2 separate regions of the Homo sapiens genome follow, and region 1 is linked to region 2. A link is a contact called in ENCODE Hi-C or POLR2A ChIA-PET data. All regions are on one chromosome and are shown on one strand. The core of a region is the stretch at or near the end of the contact, and the rest is flanking DNA. Distances in the headings are between cores, read along the strand shown. Region 1 overlaps ARHGAP10 (Rho GTPase activating protein 10). Region 2 overlaps ARHGAP10 (Rho GTPase activating protein 10).

The links. Hi-C counts contacts between places; a loop is a spot of excess contacts on that map. ChIA-PET counts read pairs that join two places held with the same protein, here RNA polymerase II (POLR2A). Pooled maps may share reads with other maps.
Region 1: POLR2A ChIA-PET joins it to region 2 with 20 read pairs in BJ. The contact joins two enhancer-like sites. A Hi-C loop is called at or near these places in 1 of 50 pooled maps. POLR2A ChIA-PET finds 5 or more read pairs at or near these places in 4 of 52 experiments (BJ, IMR-90, activated naive CD4-positive, alpha-beta T cell and 1 more).

The regions. Positions count from the first base shown.
Region 1 is chr4:148,014,714-148,020,485 of GRCh38, forward strand. The region is part of intron 18 of ARHGAP10 (Rho GTPase activating protein 10); the gene reads left to right. Among named protein-coding and RNA genes, the nearest start is that of MIR4799, 240 kb to the left of the region's middle. Within about 2 kb of position 3,323, at least 6 of the 41 ENCODE cell types and tissues checked have a DNase peak (open chromatin) inside an H3K27ac peak, as active enhancers do; they include endothelial cell of umbilical vein, where a contact is called at or near this core.
Region 2 is chr4:147,968,298-147,974,377 of GRCh38, forward strand. All of the region lies in intron 18 of ARHGAP10 (Rho GTPase activating protein 10), which reads left to right. Among named protein-coding and RNA genes, the nearest start is that of MIR4799, 190 kb to the left of the region's middle. Within about 2 kb of position 1,628, at least 2 of the 41 ENCODE cell types and tissues checked have a DNase peak (open chromatin) inside an H3K27ac peak, as active enhancers do; they include endothelial cell of umbilical vein, where a contact is called at or near this core.

The DNA of each region.
Region 1 (5,772 bases), core at 2,073-4,572, 48 kb after region 2:
AAGATTGTCAATATGCTGAAACCTTTAATGCAAAAACCAAAGTCTGCTATGCATCACTATTTAGCGTATAGAGTGCTACCGAAATCAATATGGTATGTCCCACTGGAACTTGGGAAAGGAGTCTAAAAATGTTTCCTGAAATAAAACATAAACAAAATTAGAAAAACAGAAACTCTACCAATTTGATATATTGTAGAAAAGTACTTTTTTCTTCTTTTAGTTTTAGTTGTAAACCTAAGTTGAAGTTGTTTTTTGAAAAGCTTATGCTGAGTCAGGGCCTGAGCCTGTGGGATGGGTGACCACTGGCAGGGAAATATCTCCTGTTCCCTTATTCCCTCTCTTTTCTCCTGGCTGCCTTTCTCTAGTCTCCTGTGACATGGTAGAGAGGGCCTCATACTGATAGGTAGCAGCAGGACTCCAAACAGGGCCCTTCATTTGCTCTAATGTCAGCCTCTTGCGTCTGTAATGCATAGGAAATCACTATGAGGAATTTCAGCTATTCAGCAAAATCTCCCCAGAAGAGGAAGTACATGCATGAGGGGTACTTTGTTGGAAAGAAGGGGTCAAAGCCGGCAAGATAGGAAGTAGCAGTTGGCTGTGAGGCCTGTTCTGGGAGTAAGGTCTGACTGCCACTGACTAGTGGTATGAATATGAGCAAATCTTTAACCACAGGGCCTCAGTTTGCTCAACTGTGAAATAATGGGCTTGGCCTAAGGGATAACTAGGATACTTTCCAGCTCCAAGATTCTGAGTTTTAGTGAACCAGAACAAACGTGAAACTGTAGAATATTTCCAGCCTCAAGCCTGAACCCGACTGGTATTTTACTGTCAGACCCTGTCGTCAATTCTAGTTAAATTTTCTAGAAAAGACCCTCATTTAGTCATGGTGATTCAAGGACAGAGAGTCGGAAAAGGTTTTCATTGCTTTCTCTCTGTACTGTTCACGTGGTAGCTACTCTGAGGTTAAGTCGTAGGTCGAAGTTCAGGTTGCCTGGGAGTGAACCTAGTCAAACAACCCCAAGGTGATCAGGGTTTGCTTAAACCTGTAGACTCCAAAGCTCAAAGTTGTATTTGGCCATTTTGTAACTATGCTCTTTTAGAAAGAAGATCGGACATTTTATTTCTGTCCCTCCTTTCTATGTTAACTTAGGAGAGCCTGCGTTGATTTCTAGCTGTCTTCTGGAAGTACCTCTGTCTGCTTATGGATAAGTGTAGTTCTGTGAAATAAGACATCAGCACAGAGGACACACTGTGAATGGGGCTTGGTATGACTGGGTGATGTTGGAGGCAATGGAACACATTGGTCAAGACATGTACAGTGGAGTGAGGGAAGTGGGTTCAAATCTTTGTAAGTCAAGCACTTGGCATAATGTCAGGCATGTGGCAAGTACCCAAAAGTTGCAACTGTTATTATTTGAGATCATAGGAATATACAAACATAATCTTCTATCATAATAAAGACCAGTGAACATGTTAGTAGAAACATCTTTTTAAAAAAGAATTACTGGAGCTGGATGCAGTGACTCATACCTGTAATCCCAGTGCTTTGAGAGGCTGGGGTGGGAGGGTCACTTGAGACCAGGAGTTTGAGATTAGCCTGGGTAACAAAACGGACCCTGTCTCTACAAAAACGTTAAAAATTACTTGGTTGTGGTGGCACGCGCCTAAAGTCCTAATTACTTAAGAGGCTGAGACAGGAGGATTGCTTGAGCTCAGGAGTTCAAGGCTGCAGCGACCTGTGATTGTGCCACTGCGCTCTATCTTGGGCAATTAGAGCAAGACCTTGTCTCTGAAAGAAAAAAAAAATTGAGGGAAAAAATGCAAATTGTTTTTTTCTCTGTTCTTATAACACAACAATCAACACAGAAAACCTTTGTGTCCAGATGTGTGGGGGTTTTTCCTACACACCAAGCAAGCAGTCAGCTCTGCAGCAAGCACCAGCTAGGTGTCCTCCCATTCAGTTCCAACACCGTCTACCTGGAGGTAGTGCCAGATGCCACAGATTGAGGGCTTAGTCCCCAAGACTGCCCCCTTTTCAGATGCTGGTCGCAGGTCCGGGCCTCCAGAAATTCTGACTGGCTTCCACTTGGGGTTCCCACAACCCCTGCTTTGGTTTTGATTAATTTGCTGGAGTGGCTCACAGAGCTCAAACACATTTACTGATTTGTTATAAGGGACATTGCATACTTTGGGAAGCTGCAGCAGGCAGATCACTTGAGGCCAGGAGTTTAAGACCAGCCTGGGCAACATGGTGAAACCTCATCTCTATTAAAAAAAAAAAAAAAAAAAAAACCAGCTGGGCGTGGTGGTACATGCCTGTAATCCCAGCTACTCGGGAGGCTGAGGCAGGAGAATCGCCTTTTATGGAGACTTCATTGGATGGGCATGATTGATCATCAAGCAGAAATATAATTGTACAAAAAGGGTCTGATCTAATGCTAATGGACTGAAAGAGAAACCCAGCAATGCCTGACTGTTCAGATTCTTCTTGGCCTCTCTGTGCAGCATTCCCTCCTCCAGAATATAGAGCGAGATGCCTTCCGAAATGGAGGTCTTACGACCTAAAGTCAGACAAGGAAGGTCAGAGAATTTATTTTTTTAATAGAAGATTCCAAAATAAAATCTCTGATTAAATTTAAGTCAAAGCAACATCAAATCATTATACATCAAATAATTCATTCCAAAACTAAACAAGTAAAACTATGTTTACCAGGTATAGACAGTACCTGATACCCCCTCACTTGTATCAAAGGTTGTGTGCTACTTTTTCTTTTAATATAAATAATTAATAGGTAAGCCAGGAAGGCCAGCTCTTTAATGCAGGGGAAGATACCTACTTTGGGGAGAGCAGAGAGAGATTCTGTTTTCTGAGGCCTGCTTCCAAGGCCTAAAGCATCCCAACATTATAATGAGAGCTGTGACAGTTATGAGCCAGTAACTATATATATATATATATATATATATATATATGTGTGTGTATGTAAAGGAATTCAGGGAGAGGAAGTGTGATATCATTACATAGATAGATACTGTGGACTTAAGTATTTATTAATTCAGTTCAATCAAATGCAGCAGGTTTAAGTTGTGTGCTAAAGCAAAATTTGCAGAGACCATCTTATATCCTGTTATTGGCAAAGTATTTCTGGCAGAAGTGGTGTAGTCATTTCCACATGTGGTCCCTGGTAACAGAGCATGAAGGACTTGGGGAGGGATTTATATAAATGGCTGAGTCCCATGAGCATAAACATCCATTGTGTTGTGTCTGAGGAATCTGTCACTCTGAACAGCGGTGCCAGACTTCTGTTTGTGCTGGCACTCTTAGGAGACCCGAGTAAGCAAGCACTTCCTTACCTGGCATGCCTACGCGTGGAGTGTTTTTTGTCATTGGATTGTCAGACTTGAGTTTTTCTTATGTTGTAAATACGTAGGTGCTGTGAAGAAATTTTCACCCTGTGGGGAAAAAGTTTTGAATAGATGTAATCTCTTGATTCTCAATATTGCTTAAGATGAGTTCATCTCTCTTAGAACAAAGGCAATGAGAGGTTTGATGCCAGGAAAGTTGGGAGAGCTGGGCAATCTTAGAAAGAGACCTGGGCACTAAGAGGAATTTGCATCCAGGCAGTAGTTCCAGAATTGGCAAATCAGTATTATGTTTGTGTATATATTATATACACATCTTGGCAATGTAGAACAAGATAAGCTACATTTTATCTTCTAGAATTTGATAGCCAAAATCACAGGTCAGAATTTTAAAGTAAACAGTTTTACTATTTCCTCTTCTTGTAGATCTAAAAACAGTGTCCCTTTAAGTCATTCCTGGTGTTTCAGAGAGACCATCAGAGCATGGCTTTGTATCCACAAAAAAAAAAAAAAAGGCTTCAGAACTGGGGGCACTGGAAGACAAAGTAAATGCACATAAAGGTAATGCATTCTCAGAACATGTAGAAGGGGATGGTGAATTTATGTAGCTATTCCCCATTTTACTCTTTCTAAACAGATATAAGACAGTACTAGCTGGTAGTATTTTTCCCTAAGAATTAAATGTTGTTTGTTTCATAAACCTATAATATTTTTATAGTTTGGCAGCAGTGACTTTGGAATGAAAGCCAACTTCAGATGCCAACTCTACCATTTTGAAACCGTGGAGACTTGTGCTAATTGTTTAATTTTTGAGCTTTGTTTATTTGTAAAATGTGTGGAACAGTACTTACCTCAAAGGCTGTTGAGATTATTAAACTGCTTATGAGAAAGCTTGCTACCTAGTAGGTGTTTGTTAAATGTTAAATGTATTCAATGAATTAGGAAGTAATTTATATCCAAAATTTCAGTGCTAAAGTGCAGAAATAAATACAGGAAACAGTTGTTTGATTCCAGGTTACTTGGGAATTTTGAAAAGGTGCTCCACTTGTTACTTTTCTTTAGCCTGTTACTTGATGTCCTTTTCCAGAGCACTTTAGAATAACTTGGCTCAGAGCACTGAATTTGGGGAATATTCAAGACTCCAAGAAATTAGTGCCCTCTAAAATAGCAGTTGAGTGGAGTCATGAGGTCTGAATTCATTTTTGTAATTATTTGCTGTTACAATTATATTATGAATACAAATAGCTACTATTTATTTCTGGCTACTGTGTGCCAGGGACTGTACTGAACACTTTATAAACATTATGTCACTTAATCCCTGTAGTACAGGCATTATGGTTCTCATTGTGCACATGAGAAAATGAGATACACTGTGTTAAGAAATAAGTCTGGCCCGGCATGGGCATGGTGGCTCACACCTGTAATCCCAGCACTTTAGGTGGCAGAGGCGGACGGATCACGAGGTCAGGAGTTAGAGACCAGCCTAACCAACATGGTGAAACCCCATCTCTACTAAAAATACAAAAATTAACTGGGCATGGTGGTGCGTGCCTGTAATCCCAGCTACTCAGGAGGCTGAGGCAGGAGAATCGCTTGAACCCAGGAGGTGGAGGTTGCAGTTAGCCAAGCCGAGCTGAGCCGAGATCGCGCCATTGCACTCCAGCCTGGGTGACAGAGTGAGACTCCACCTAAAAAAAAAAAAACAAAACAAAAAACAAAAAACGTCTAACCTAACCTTCCATAGCTGTTAAGATTTAAAAGCCAGGATAGTGCTGTCTCAGATGAGCATCTGTGATTTGCTACCTGTGTTAATCGGGATGATAGCTTAGCTTTCTGAAATGCTAATACAGGTTGAGTATCCCTTAATGGAAATGCTTGGGACCAGAAGTGTTATGAATTTCAATTTTTTTTGAGCTTTGAATATTTGCATTATGTGTAATAGTTGAGTATCCCACATCTGAAAATCTGAAATTCAAAATGCTCCAATGAGCATTTCCTTTGAATGTCATGTCAGCGCTCAAAAGTTTCAGATTTTGGAGTGTTTCAGATTTCAGATTTTTGGATTTGGGATATTCAGCCTATACAACATAGAGCTTATTGAGGGTGTGGTGTGTATTTAGAATCTTTGACATATTTTATACCTCAGGGCTTGGCAAGGTTCAAGGAATTGATTATATATGTACAGTGACAAATTTTATGAAATAATTTTTCTGGTGTTTTTTTTCCCTTCAGCTTTTAAGTTCTGGGGCTACATGTACAGGATTTGCAGGTTTGTTACATGAACGTGTGGCATGCTGGTTTGCTGCACGTATCAACCCATCACCTAGGTATTAAGCCCAGCATGCATTAGCTATTCTTCCTGATGCTCTCCCTCCCCCTGCCCCGCTGACAGGCCCCAGTGTGTGTTCACCC
Region 2 (6,080 bases), core at 378-2,877:
AAAATGCTGCTGACTCATAGTTAAAAGTGTACCTTTATTTTTATAAGGATGTAAATACAGTTTTTAAAAACACTTATTCTTTAGGGCAGTACTTTTCAATCTTCTTGGGATCACAGGCTGCTGAGAAGCTGACAGAAGTTATTACCCCTTTTGTTAGTAACCCAGATAAATGCACATAAATCCTTCTTTCCCCTTAATTGTTCTAACAGTTTCAGTGGGCTCACCTGCATTCCTGAATCTGTGGACTGTAGGTTAAGTATTTCTGGTTTAAAATGAATAATCTCTTAAGTGACTTGCTTTCTTACTTGTTTCTCTGTAATCAAGGGAAAACATGATTTTAAATACCACATTATTTTCTTTCAAGAACTTTTAGATTTTTTTTTCTTCAGTCACCTGTAGATGAGCACTTTGCTAATAACATTCCTGACTTCTGCCTCTAAGATGGGGAGCTTGAAAACTGTTAGAATGCTTGGTCACTCATTTGTTTATTAAAAAGATTTTTTTAAATTGAGATTGCATCATATGCCAGACATGTAGTAGGTGCCGGATGTGCAGATGAATATTCCAGCTCCTGTGGGAAAGCAGGTCGTCATCTGGGGGCGGAAGCCATGTTTTGGGACTCGGATCCTATAAACGTACCCCAGTCTAATATGTTACATAACTTATTTTCTTGTCTGTTTCTCTCTGCTAAGATCCTTGAGGCCAGAGATCTTTTTGTCCACTTATAGTAATACCTGGTACATATTAGGTGTTAATACTTATGGAGTGAAATAATGAATTCAATACATTTTGAGGGGGTTGAAGGACTGGGAAAGAGACAGGCAAACAGAAATGTAGTCCCTTTGGGGAAGGCATAGCAAGAGTATTTCTTGGGTACTTGTTGCATTGGCTGTTTGCTGGAGCAGTTCTAGCTTGTTGCTAATGTTGGGTTCTCATGGAAAAGATAAGCTTGAAAGCTGATTGGGGATTTTCTTTACCATTATGGTAAAAGCAGCTTGTTTATGGATGTGAGAAGTTTTGTTTTGCCTTTTTTTTTTTTTTTTTTTTTGCCAGTGGTGGTGAATTTATGCCTCCTTTTATGATCCTGTCAAACTGTTATTAAGCCTCATTAGTGTGCACTAAGCCATCCAGACAGCTCATGGAAAGATGGCTACTGTTCATTTTTAGAAAGAAAAATAATTAGACTACAAGCTTTGAGACAATGTTACAGTAGCTCAACAATCATTTGATTAAATCCTAATTAGGAAACCTTTATGCAATTTATTTGTGAAAATACTGGCTCTGGGTCTTGCTCTTGGATAAAAGGATCTCCATTTCATGCTGCAACTGCCTGTTTTCTTCCCTTTTTGAAGCTGGGGAGATAAGTACATGATTTGTCTGCTGGGAAGTAGATAGTGCTGCTTTCACCTTGTTAATAAATCTTACAGGAATTTTCCAGTAGCGTCGGCAAGCCTGTTACAATAGTTACAGCAGACGAAAGTGGCCTCGCTTTCAGAGCTTTATAGAGCTAAGCAGAGGTCTTTCGGTTTTCCTTCTCTTCCTTTCTGTGGCTAGATAGTTCTATGAATGCACAACCAACGTTAATTAAGTGCTCTCAGGCTTTCTATTCAGAAGGGAGCAATGGACATCGAGTTTCAGATTCTTCACTGTGTGCTTGGGTTTAGGGTTGGAAGCAGGGTTGTGTGGCAGGGTTGGAGGGTTGGAGATGGGGGATGTCAGTTTGGATTAGTTAACAGTTCTGAGAACCTAAATTTCCCCATTACCTCGCCTTGTCTCTCCCATTTCATCTTTGAACACTTCTACTCCCACTCCTGGCTCTTTGTTCCTGCTCAGTTGGACTTCACTGCAGAGTCCAGGCTCTGCTATGAGGAAGAATATTTTTGCTGACAAGGGTGCTTGTGCAGGAAAACTTCATATGGATGCGTGGATCTATGTTAGCCACGGGTTTCCCTGGCAGCTGACCTAAGTATACCCTTCAGAGGATCCTAACATTTGACTGTAGAGTGGGGAGGGAAGGATCTAGTCCCTCTTAGTGTTTCAGGACAAGATGAAAACGAGAGAGGGAGTAAGGACAGGAAAAGTTGAAAAGAGTAGTCTGAGAAAGGAAAACATTACAGTAATGGATGGCGGTGGGGGGAGGGTGCAAAAAAGGAAGGTTAAACTGGGGAGGAAAGGAAGAGGCCTATGTGTGTCACTGACAGTGGCTCTGACAGGCGAAAAATGGCGAGAAGGAAGTCATTTTCTTTTCCTCAGTTATTTGTTTTTCCTCCCTAAGAATGTGAAAAATGTTGACTCCAGGAAAGTCACTAAAGCAAAGAGGAAACTTCAACATGTAATTAAAGCAAGATTGCTCTAGATGAATTTCGGAGTTAGAAAAAGGCTCCTAGTTAATCTGCTTTGGAGATGACAATTTTTCCTAGCCTCCTTGCTGTTTTTATAAATCTGTGTATACTTTATAGGAAACTTAATCCATATGTTTTAGCTTTATTTACACATAATAAAGATGTAGACTGAGCATGGTGGCTCATGCCTGTAATCTCAGCACTTCGGGAGGCCAAGGCGGGCAGATCACCTGAGGTCAGGAGTTCGAGACCAGCCTGGCCAACATGGCAAAACCCCATCTCTACTTAAAAGAAAGTACAAGAATTAGCCAGGCGTGGTGGCGGGCACCTGTAATCCCAGCTATTCAGGAGGCTGAGGCAGAAGAATTGCTTGAACCCAGGAGGTGGAGGTTGCAGTGAGCTGAGATTGCGCCACTGCACACCAGCCTGGGTGACAAGAGCGAGACTCTGTCTCAAAAAAAAAAAAAAAAAAAAAAGAGTTCCTGGGCCAAAATATTATTAAGGTCTTTCTTCCTTTGTTAACGAGAAAATTTTATTTCCCAGGTGGCAAAGGGTGCTGTGAACTTTTCAAGGATTTTCAAATTGGGGTTGTGCCTTAGGATTTGTGAGTTTTGCATAAGTTCTGTTCTTAACAGAGTATACTTGTTATGCATTAATTTGGTGCATTTTTTCCCCCAGTGCCTGCTGTGAGTCATTCATGGTGTGAGATTTGGGGGAAGTAAAGACAGTCCAGTAGGGGAAAGAAGAAATGTCCAAAAGTAGCTACAAGATATGGCAGAGAATAAGCGCTTTGAGAGAGAGACAGAGAGAGAATGAGCGAGAAAGTGGCGGAGACTTCAGAGGAGAGTTTATGTTCAGCTGCAGGGAATCTGGAAAGTTTCCCCAGTAAGTGTTTTGAATCAGTTTTATAATGGAGTTTGAACAGGTGGAGATGTTTTAAGAGGACATTTCGGGTATGGGAGACCATGTAATCAGAGAAACACAGAGAGGAGGTACGTGTTCTGGGAATGCAGCTCTTGTTGGAACATGGGCAAATGGCAGGAGATGAGATTGGAAAGAGATTCGGGCCAGGTGTGGGAGGTTGAGAATGCCGCTTTAGGACTTTTGCATTTACTTTTATAGGTACTGGGGCCACTCATAGTTTTCAAGTAAACTGCTTCACAAAACTTAATCTGACAGCAGGATTTGCAGTAGGAAGTAGAGGAATGAAAGGCTAGGAGAGAGGTTATTTGGCATAGTCGAAGGGCATGGGAGTGAGAATGGGGAGTTCCAGGGTGGACAGCATCATTTGGTGAGGTGGAATAGGCAAAACCCGGGGACTGGGTTTGTAAGGGGTCTTGGGGAAGGTGTGATAGAGATTCAATCCTGGGACAATATGGGTGTCACTAATAAAAGGAAGGAACAAAGGGGTTTGGGGGAGGAGTAAGATGAGTTCAGTTTGTCACATGGTGAATTGTAGTTATCTGTTCAAGATAAGTCCATTAGACAGAGATTTGGTGCTCAAACTTATGAGTGAATTTAGGGGTAGAAAGTATAACGTAAGGTATAGTTAAAGACATGAGATTGGCGTAAGAAAATATTTATTGGATGCTCATGATGTTACATGCTTTGGGTCTACTATAAAGGGTATTAATGTAATTCTAGTGTATGAGGATGCTTCTTTGTGTATCCATACACTTAAAAATATATATATAAAACATAAAATTCCCATTGCATAAATATATGTAATAGTATCCCTGTATGGGTGAAAATTCTTATGTATATTATCTCTTTATACATCTGAGAGAAGTGAGGGGTGAGAGCTTAACTTGCTCATGAGCACACAGCTAGTAAAAGTGAAGTGCTTGGGTTTGAACTGAGATTGACCCCCAAAGCCTTTGCTTTTCATCACTAGGAGAAGACAGTAATATCCTTGAGAAACACCAAGATTTTCCTGTTAGGGGTAATAGAGGAGCCAGAAGAAACCCAGGCAGGATCAGGTCAGTGCTAGTGTCAGGGTTGTCTAGGGCCTTGTCAAGGATGCCAGATACGTCCCATGAGATGGGCAAGTATGAGGACAGGCTAGTGATGTGAGCTCATGAACCAGTGGCATGAGTGAGCTCTTTCAACAGTGACATTTCTTTTTTTTTTTTGAGACGGAGTTTCATGCTTGTTGCCCAGGCTGGAGTGCAGTGGCATGGTCTTGGCTCACTGCAATCTCTGCCTACCGGGTCCAAGTGATTCTCCTGCCTCAGCCTCCCAAGTAGCTGGGATTACAGGCATGTGCCACCATGCCTGGCTAATTTTGTATTTTTTAGTAGAGATGGGGTTTCTTCATGTTGGCCAGGCTGGTTTCGAACTCCTGATCTCAAGTGATCCACCGGCCTTGGTTTCCTAAAGTGCTGGGATTACAGGCATGAGCCACCGTGACTGGCCTAATGGTGACATTTCTGTTGAGAGCCAGAGTGTGGATCAACTTGTAAGATGTATGTGAATGAGTGTTTCGGAATGAGTGATATTCAGTGTCAATTTTTTTTTGTTGTTTTTGTCATATGACAAGAATAAAGCAGGAGGAAAAGCCAGAATAGACATGGAGGGGAAGGACAGAGCAGGACCACTAGTGCCTGAGTTTTACATGGCTCACTGGTCACCCTCAGAGTCTAGTGACCTGTTAGCTTATGTCTGAGGTAGGGAGTTCTTTAGAGGAACTTAAACAGGGAATGAACCCTCTCAGGAGTCACTGAGTCTGTGTAGATTGAGTCTATTATTTATTTTTAATTTTCGTGGGTACATAGTTGGTGTATGTATTTATGGGGTACATGAGATATTTTGATAGAGGCATGCCATGGGTAATAATCACAGCAGGGGAAATGGAGTCTCCACCACCTCAAGCATTTATCCATTCTTTGTGTTACAAGCAATCCAGTTATACTCTTTTAGTTATTTTTAAATGTGTAAGAAATTATTGTTGACTTCAGTCATCCTGTTGTGCTATCAAATACTGAATTTTATTCTATCTAACTGTATTTTTGTGCCCATTAACCATCCCTGCTCCCCCCGCCACTGCTCACTACCCTCCCCAGCCTCTGGTAACCATCATTCTGTTCTCTATCTTCATGAGTTAAATTGTTTCAGTTTTTTGCTCCCACAAATAAGGGAGAACATGTAAAATTTGTCTTTCTATGCCTGACTTATTTCACTTAACATAATTACCTTCAGTTCCATCCATGCCATTGTAAATGACAGGATCTCATTCTTTTTTAAGGCTGAATAGTACTCCACTGTGTATAAGTATCACATTTTCTTTATCCATTTGTCTGTTGATAGACACTTAGGATGCTTCCAAATCTTGATGATTGTGAATAGTGCTGCAGTAATCATGGGAGTGCAGATATCTCTTTGATATACTGATTTCCTTTCTTTTGGGTATACACCTAGCAGTGGGATTGCTGGATCATATGGTAGCTCTATTTTTAGTTTTTTGAGGAACCTCCAAAGTATTCTCCATAGGGGTACATTCCCACCAAGAGTGTACAGGGGTTCTCTTTTCTCTACATCCTTGCCAACATTTTTTATTGCCTGACTTTTGGATAAAAGCCATTTTAACTGGGGTGAGATGACATCTCATTGTAGTTTTGCTTTTCATTTCTCTGATGATTAGTGGTGTTGTGAACATTTTCATATACCTCATTCTTATATTTTATACATTATAATGTAATAAAAACTTTTGTTTGTAATTTGACTCCCTCCTCATCTCCC